3 separate regions of the Homo sapiens genome follow, and regions 2 and 3 are each linked to region 1. The links are chromatin contacts, found by Hi-C or POLR2A ChIA-PET in ENCODE. All regions are on one chromosome and are shown on one strand. Each heading gives the region's core, a stretch centred on a gene start or an enhancer-like site at or near the end of the contact. The rest is flanking DNA. Distances are from core to core; before and after follow the strand shown. Region 1 holds the start of SERPINB9-AS1 (SERPINB9 antisense RNA 1). Region 2 holds the start of WRNIP1 (WRN helicase interacting protein 1). Region 3 overlaps LOC124901241 (a long non-coding RNA gene).

The links. Hi-C counts contacts between places; a loop is a spot of excess contacts on that map. ChIA-PET counts read pairs that join two places held with the same protein, here RNA polymerase II (POLR2A). Pooled maps may share reads with other maps.
Region 2: a pooled map shows a loop between it and region 1 (9-fold over the local background). The contact joins the promoter of WRNIP1 here to the promoter of SERPINB9-AS1 in region 1. A Hi-C loop is called at or near these places in 1 of 168 maps with a recorded cell type or tissue (naive thymus-derived CD4-positive, alpha-beta T cell), 3 of 37 single-sample maps with no recorded cell type and 9 of 50 pooled maps. POLR2A ChIA-PET finds 5 or more read pairs at or near these places in 9 of 52 experiments (CD4-positive, alpha-beta T cell, CD4-positive, alpha-beta memory T cell, Caco-2 and 5 more).
Region 3: a loop to region 1 is called in a pooled map, with 3 times the contacts of the local background. The contact joins the enhancer-like site here to the promoter of SERPINB9-AS1 in region 1. A Hi-C loop is called at or near these places in 2 of 168 maps with a recorded cell type or tissue (astrocyte of the cerebellum and endothelial cell of hepatic sinusoid) and 7 of 50 pooled maps. POLR2A ChIA-PET finds 5 or more read pairs at or near these places in 6 of 52 experiments (AG04450, GM12878, HepG2 and 3 more).

Annotation. Positions count from the first base shown.
Region 1 is chr6:2,882,693-2,885,268 of GRCh38, reverse strand. SERPINB9-AS1 (SERPINB9 antisense RNA 1) reads right to left here and starts at 1,281. Exons shown (of 5, transcript NR_110841.1): 1 at 1,188-1,281; 2 at 429-558.
Region 2 is chr6:2,764,086-2,766,661 of GRCh38, reverse strand. WRNIP1 (WRN helicase interacting protein 1) reads right to left here and starts at 1,269. Exons shown (of 7, transcript NM_020135.3): 1 at 218-1,269. The coding sequence starts at 1,039. It also overlaps a transcript of MYLK4 not described here. RefSeq lists silencers at 349-668, 839-1,298, 1,459-1,508, 1,889-1,978 and enhancers at 1,433-1,727, 1,825-2,576.
Region 3 is chr6:2,790,086-2,792,661 of GRCh38, reverse strand. LOC124901241 (a long non-coding RNA gene) reads left to right here. Exons shown (of 3, transcript XR_007059408.1): 3 at 1,176-1,471. Among named protein-coding and RNA genes, the nearest start is that of WRNIP1, 26 kb to the right of the region's middle. RefSeq lists a silencer at 1,133-1,427 and an enhancer at 1,133-1,427. Within about 2 kb of position 1,306, at least 19 of the 41 ENCODE cell types and tissues checked have a DNase peak (open chromatin) inside an H3K27ac peak, as active enhancers do.

The sequences.
Region 1 (2,576 bases), core at 32-2,531:
CCTTCCATTTTTTGCCTTCTATATTTCTGTAATATTTAAAATTTTAACAAGGAAAATCTAATTCTGTAGCCTGCACATAATCTAAAGAAAGAAGAACTCCATTATACAACCATATATCTAATATTAAGTGACATGGTATTGAAATTGAAATAAAATCCATATAAATGGTTTTTGAAAATATCTGTTTATCCTTGGTTTTTATAAAAGTTTTTAATGAGAATGGCATTTGAACATTGACTTCCCCTTTTCATGAATAAAGTCTATTTCTGCCTTTTCTTATGTTTAAGAGCTGTTTTTATTTCCTGTTCTGTGAATTGGCTTCATATACTTCACCCATATTTTTCTTCAGGAGTGTAGGCCTAGTATGCATGGATGAGTAGAAGCATTTTTTATACTCAAGGAATTAAGCCGAGCACAGTGGCACGTACCTGTAGTCCCAGCTGCTTGGGAGGCTGGGGCGGAAGAACTGCTTGAGCCCAGGAGGCTGTAGTGTGCTATGATTGTGCTTGTTAATAGCCAATGCCCTTCAGCCTGGGCAATGCAGTGAGGCCCCCATCTCTTAAAAAAAAATGGTAAGAAAGAGATTAGCCTTTTGTCTATGAAATGAATCATAAATATATCCCTAGATTGTTATTTGTATTTTATCTTGTTTACAGTATTTTCACCATGTGAAATTAGAGTTTTTATGTAGTCAAATTTATGAATCTTTTAGCTTCCAGGTTTTGTGACTGTTTATTCCTTCCTCAGCCAACTCCAATCTGGTTTGTGCTCCACCATTACACGAAATAAATGGTCACCAACACCCTCCTTGTTCCTAAGTTCAATAGAAACCTGACTTTTTGGCAATATTCTACCCTTTTGGAGACTTCTTCCTTAAGAAACACTTTTTGCTTTGGGTCCTGATCTTCCTTCTAGCTTCCTGGCCTCTCTTGCTTAGTCTCATTGTCCTGCCCTTTCCCTGGCCCATGCTTTAAATATTGCTATCCCTTGCGGGGCTGGCCTGAGTCTTCTTTCATCCACTTTCTCCCAAATTGGTCTGGCCCTCATCAATGACCTGACTGCCAGCCCAGAGCTCAGATCTCTCTCCTGAGCTCCAGACCCAAATCTCTACTTGCTCATCCTATCCTTCCATTTGGACACACAAGTATCTCTACCTCAATGTATCCAAAGCCAAGATTATTACCCACCTTCCCAACACACCTTCTTGGATTCACCAGAGCAGGGATCAAGTTCACTTCATCAGCTCTGCATACTGGACACCTCACTCAGTGTCTTCTGCTCCTTATGAATTATCAGTTGCATTAAACTGAAAGGCAAGACAATCCGTGCTGTTACCCAAGCTGGACAATGAGACACCTTCTTCCCCCGTCACTCTGTCATGCAAATTTAAATAGCACCTTTTGATACTGCCTACAGGTTGCCTATAGCAATCACTCAGTTGATTCCAACACATGTATTCTCACTTGTCTTCCTTCCTCTTCTTGCCTCCTCCAACCCATTCTCCACATTCCTTGCAGAGAAGTCTTTCCTAAAAGTAAATCTAGGTAATCCTAGCTGCTACAACATAAACCTGCAGTCTCAATAGTGTAACACAATGGAAATCTATTTCTTGCTCACATAAAATAAAAAATAAAAAATGAGGTGTCCAGTATGCAGAGCTGATGTATATATATATATATATCTCACAGTTTCTTTACCCATTCATTGACTGATGGGCATTTGGGTTGGTTCCAGGATTTTTGCAATTGTGAATTGTGCTACTATAAACATGCATGTACAAGTATCTTTTTTGAATAATGAGTTCTTTTCCTCTGAGTAGAGGGAATCCCATTACCCAGTAGTGGGATTGCTGGATCAAATGGTAGTTCTACCTTAAGTTATTTAAGGAATCTCCACACTGTTTTCCATAGCGGATGTACTAGTTTACATTCCCATCAGCAGTGTAGAAGTGTTCGCTGATCACTGCAGTGTTCCCTGATCACCGCATCCATGCCAACATCTAATGTCTTTTTGATTTTTTGATTATGGCCATTCTTGCAGGAATAAGGTGGTATCACATTGTGGTTTTGATTTGCATTTTCCTGATCATTAGTGATCTTGAACATTTTTTCTTTCTTTTTTTTTTTTTTTTTTTTGAGATGGAGTTTTGCTCTGTCACCCAGATTGGAGTGCAGTGGCGCGATCTCCACTCATTGCAACATCCGCCTCCCAGGTTCAAGCGATTCTCCTGCCTCAGCCTCCTGAGTAGCTGGGATTACAAGCACATGCCACCACACACGGCTAATTTTTGTATTTTTAATAGAGACGGGGTTTCACCATGTTGGTCAGGCTGGTCTCGGACTCCTGACCTCATGATCTGCCTGCCTTGCCCTCCCAAAGTGCTGGGATTACAGGCATGAGCCACTGCGATTGGCCTTGAGAAATGTCTATTCATGCCAGCCCAATTTTTGATGGGACTGTTTCTTTTTTTCTTGCTAATTTGTTTGAGTTTCTTCTAGATTCTGGATATTAGTCCCTTGTCAGATGTATGGATTGTGAAGATTTTCTCCCACTCTGTGTGTTGTCTGTTTACTCTG
Region 2 (2,576 bases), core at 20-2,519, 120 kb after region 1:
AGCCTGCCTTACCAATCTGGGGGTGTGTGCCCTTTTCACACCCATCACAGACTCCACCTGTGGACCAGGCACTGCCCCAGCCCAGCCCAAGTCTGCACCCCCTTATCCAGGAGAGGCAGGCGGCTTCTTTCGAGGGCAGCACACCCGGCTCTCCGACCATCAGCTGCATCCACCGCCGAGATAACTACGGAAGCCCAACGGCCAAGGCCGCACTCACCTTGCCGCAGCCCGGCGGCCCCCACAGGATAAGCGAGGGGATTTCGTTGGTCTCCAGGAGCGAGCGCAGCAGGGTATCCTGGCCCACGGCCTTGCTCTGCCCGAAGTAATCCTGCAGCGTGTCAGGACGCATCGTGTCGGCCAGCGGCTTGCCCTGTAGCATCTGTCGGATCTCCTCGGCAGCCAGCGCCCGGGGGTGCGGGCGGCCCCCGCCACTGGCCCCGAAGGCGGTGGCGGCTTCGGCAGCGTCCGCGTCCCAGTGCCCCGGGTCGTCCTCGCCGTCCGCGTCCGCGTCCCCGTCGCCATCGCCGTCGCCCACGGCCTCCTCCTCCTCCTGCGCCTCCGCCTCGTCCCAGCTGCGCGGAGACGCGCTCCCCGCCGCGGCGGCGGCCGCCGGCCTCTTCCCCGACCCCTTCCTCCCGGGGCTGCTGGAGCGGGCCACCGGGAAGTCGGGGATAAGGCGGGCGCCGCTGGGTGTGGGCGGCGCGTCGTAGCTCTCGCGGCTCTCGGTCTCGCCGCCGTCGTCGCCCTCCTCACCCTCGCCCTCGCTGCTCTCGGCTGCCGTCGGGGTGGCTGGCTGCTTCAGCGCCGAGCTCTCCGACAGCCGCCGCCTCTTGGCGCCGGGCGGCGAGGGCCCCTTGGCCCGCTCCCCGGCGCGGTGCGACCCGGCCGCGGGCTCCGCGTGCCCCGCCGGGTGGAGCAGCAGACAGCGGTCCAGGTGCGAGTTGATGTGCGCGGCGGGCATCATCTGCTGGCACACGGGGCACTGCACCTGGTGCAGCTGCGAAAGGAAGGGGTCGTCTTCCGGCCCGCTCACCTCCATGGCGGCCGCCGCCCTCCCCGGCGCCCGGCGCGGCCGCAGCAACCCGTGCGCACGCGGAGGCCTTCGATGCCCTCCGCTAGGCCCCGCGCCGCGAGACCCTCGCTCGGGGAACCAGCAGGACGCTCGCGGGCCGGAGGAGGGCGCCGCTCATGCCTCACGTCCGCAGCTCCCGCGTCCGCCCGCCCTCGGCCGGCCGCTGGCAGCGCCTCACGCGGCGTGTCGGGAAGTGTAGTTCGTGGCCGTTTGCCCCGGCGGCGGAGGCGCCTCGCGCGGCATGTAAGTAAGTGTAGTCCGTGGCCGTTTGCCCCAATCACCGCCGAGAATACCTCGCGCGGCACTTCGGGAAGTGTAGTCCGCGGCCATTCGCCCCAGCTGCCGTGCGTCCATTTCCGACTCTGAGAACAGCCTTTGCGGGGGCGGGGGAGGGGCGGGGGGGGGGGTTGCGAGGCGAGCGTGGTGCGCGTGCGCGAGGTTGCGCGGTGGCGGACGCAGCCCTCCGCCCAGGCCTGCGAGTCGCGCGAGGGCAGGGAGGAGCCACGGACTGCGCGAGGTTGTTGGAGCGGCGAGCGCCGCTTTCCCGGCCTTCCGTGCTGGGCTGTTGAATGGGCCTGTGGGGACAAGCAGGAGGCGGCCGCAGCGGGTCGTTTGTAACGAAAGGGAAATGGGGGAAAAAACCCAAAAGCCTCCAATAGAAAACCAGTGTTCTATTGGACGTGAACAGCAGAAAAAATACAAACAAGTACGCGAGTGAAAGAAATGCTCACCTCAGTAGTGGTCAGGGAAATGAAAATAAAGCGTCCCTCGCCCCCTTTTAGATGTGTTGGCGTTTAAGTCAAGGGCGGTTCACCTACAGCGCGCTTCGAGCCAAGAGATGCTTCTCGCGGGCCGCTGTGTAATAGTGGCAAATCGGAAACACCAGCCTTCTGTCTCCTTAGCAACCAAATGATGGGAGGCGCCCGTGTGCAATTACGTCCTAGACGGATAGAAATGGAAAGAATATCAGATTAAAACAAGTGTGGTAGTCTGCATCTTTGAATGAATTACCATGTTATTTTTTGCTTTTGTCTAAGTCTCCCGTTTTAAAACATGTATCTCAAAACAGGCATTTTTGGTAACTAGAAGAGGTAAATGAATTGAGGGAGAATGAAGACTTTTCCGAAATTTGGCCAAAACTTGAATTTTTATTTCATCTGGGCAAGAGCACATTGAGGGTCTCACTCGTTCTGTCGCCCAGGCTGGAGTGCAGGGCCGCGACCAGAGCTCACAGCCTTGAACTCCTGGGCGCCCGGGACCCTTCCGCCTTAGCCTTTGGAGTCGTCCTGGGGTTACAGGCTGAGCCACCACGCCTGGCTGGCTGGTTAAGAGTTGTTTCTAACTAAAAAAGTTAGGCTCAAAAATAAGATTAATAGAAACGCTAGAGAAACAAGTTAAACTTTAATCATCATGTAACGTGAAACTACCAAAAGAGGATCGTGAGCTTTCATTATTTTTTTGAGACGCAGTTTCACTCTTGTCCAGGCTGGAGTGCAATGGCGCA
Region 3 (2,576 bases), core at 57-2,556, 93 kb after region 1:
TGGGGCTGCACAGCGCTGGGCTGGGAAGCTTAGCCTGAGGGCTCAGCGCAGGCTTTGAGAGGAAAGCGATGCTTGAACTGGGGTGGGGAGAATGAGTCATGGCAATACCCAGCATGTATGGACTGTGTGCCGGACATGACTTTGAGCAATGCCAGATTTGAATCATGTAATCTCCATTGTGATTAAGTAATATTTTGATACCCATTTTAAAGATGAGGGAAAAGAAAATAACCTTGACCAAGGTCACGGGGTGAGGTGGCTCAGATAGGATTTGAACCCGAGCAGACAGACTCCTGGACCCACGCACCTCACCAAGTGTGGTTGGCTAGCGAGCCGAAAGAACCCTGGAGGCAGGGTGCTGAAGGAGGGGAGAGTGGTGTGAGGCTCTCTGTTTCTCTTATTAAATCCAGTTCTAGGCCGGGCACGGTGGCTCATGCCTGTAATCCCAGCACTTTGGGAGGCTGAGGTGGGTGAATCACCTGAGGTCAGGAGTTCGAGACCAGCCTGACCAACATGGTGAAACCCTGTCTCTACTAAAAATACAAAAATGAGCTGGGCATGGTGGCAGGTGCCTGTAATTCCAGCTACTCGGGAGGCTGAGGCAGGAGAACTGCTTGAATCTGGGAGGCAGAGGTTGCAGTGAGCCGAGATTGCACCACTGCACTCTAGCCTGGGCGACAGAGTGAGACTCCATCTCAAAAATAAAATAAAATATAATAAATAAATCCAGCTACTAGGTGTCTGGTGTGTCCTACCCTCTGTGGATGGCACGGCTGGTGGGGTGCACCACCGGAAGGGTGCAGCTCCCTGGTGGTGGCTCCAACTCAACCATGAAAAGTCATACGCTAAGAGACTAATTCTGCATGTAAGAAATCATGTGAGGGGGTGAGAAACAGCAAGCTATAAACAGATGGTGTAGTCATACATACACACACACACACACACACACACACACACACTCATTGGAAAAAATTCCCAAAGGACATACACTAAAATGTTTACAGTGGTTATCACTGAGAAAAAATATTAAATGTTAAAGTTGATTTTTACTATCTTTTATCTGCTTTTTTTTTTTTTTGCATCTGCTCCTGTACCTATGTGCAATGATCATGTATTACTTTTGCAATCAGACAAATACATAAGCTCTACTTTAAAACTGTTTATTTATCTACCAGGTTAACGACAAATACTGAAACTCAGTCTTGGCCTGAACCTGGTGACCTGGAGCTGGTGGAAGGCCTGGTGAGAGACAGCTCAGACACTGGCTCACTCTTTCCTGGCTGAAGCCTGACTCCTGGTGGACAGAAACATCAGCGACAGACTTCTATTTTCAAACGTCTACATACACATCTTAGGGAAAGTTTATTTATCCCCTCATTTTGTCATTCAACAAATATGTACTGATCACATTCTACATGCCAAGCATGATGGGAATGTAAAAATAAATTTGAGATGACGTCTTTGAGGAAAACGGCTTCTCTCTACTTTCGTTCGCATTTTCTTGTGTTTCAATAGTAGGGTATAGTGTGGTAGTTTTCTTCATGTAAGTCCTACTCCTCAGTTACAATTCAGTTTCTTTCCAGGTTGCTACTGAGAATGGAATATTCTTCTTGGTGTCTTTTCTGATTACAGTAGTGGCCCGGAAGCTATGGATTTTCATGGGTTGTTTCCATGTGGCCACTTTACTGGACTGTTAGCTGTTCGGACTCTTCTTCTTGGCTCTCAAGGTATACAATCACACAGAAAGAATTTTGTTTCTCCTAAAATAGAGCAGTAGTAGTTCTCATTTCAGAGATCTGTGCACACTGGGTATTCTCCACCCTTCTCGCCTGGCTTTTTAACCAGGGAAACTTCTGGTTGGTCCTGCTAGTGGGAGGGACTGGCAGGAGATGAGGGCAAGAGAGAGAGGATTCAGACCATGCATTTCCTTCTCCTACCCCCAGGTTCCCTACTCAAGAGGTGCAGCAGCTGCTGAGTTCTTTGCCTCCACTCAGGGCCGCAGTTCCTGTCTGAAGGCTGCCGGCCACCTCCTGCTCTCCCAGGGCTCCCTGCCTGCTCCCACCCCTTGCCTCTCAGGCCTTGCCAGGGAATTGCTTCTCACCTTGTGTTGGTCCCCTGAACCTCCCCTATACCTCTCTAATACTTGTGATCCCTGATTAAAAGTTTCTCAGTGGCCTGAGGGGATCATCTGCATCCTCCCCGGAGCCTGACTGGCTTTAGAGCTTCAAAACATTTAGTTTTAAATGATTGGTTTTTATGAAGATTTGTTAACTCTATTAAAAATATTTACTTCTGTTTGGTTTCTGCTTAAGTTATAAATGCCTTTGTGGGCTCAAACTGCCTGGAACTGCATCTATGAATGTGTAGTAGTGCTTTCAAACTGTAGTCGCTACACAAAGGTTAATTCATCAAAAAGTAAGAGATCCATGGCATTTATATGAAAGTATAGGAAAATCATCCTTTCTAATATAACATCAGTATCAAAAGGCCGGTTCTCTCATTTGGAATTAATTGATAACATTGTCCAGGTTTGATGACTTGTATCTGGAAAAGATGAGTTAACATCCATTCTTGTT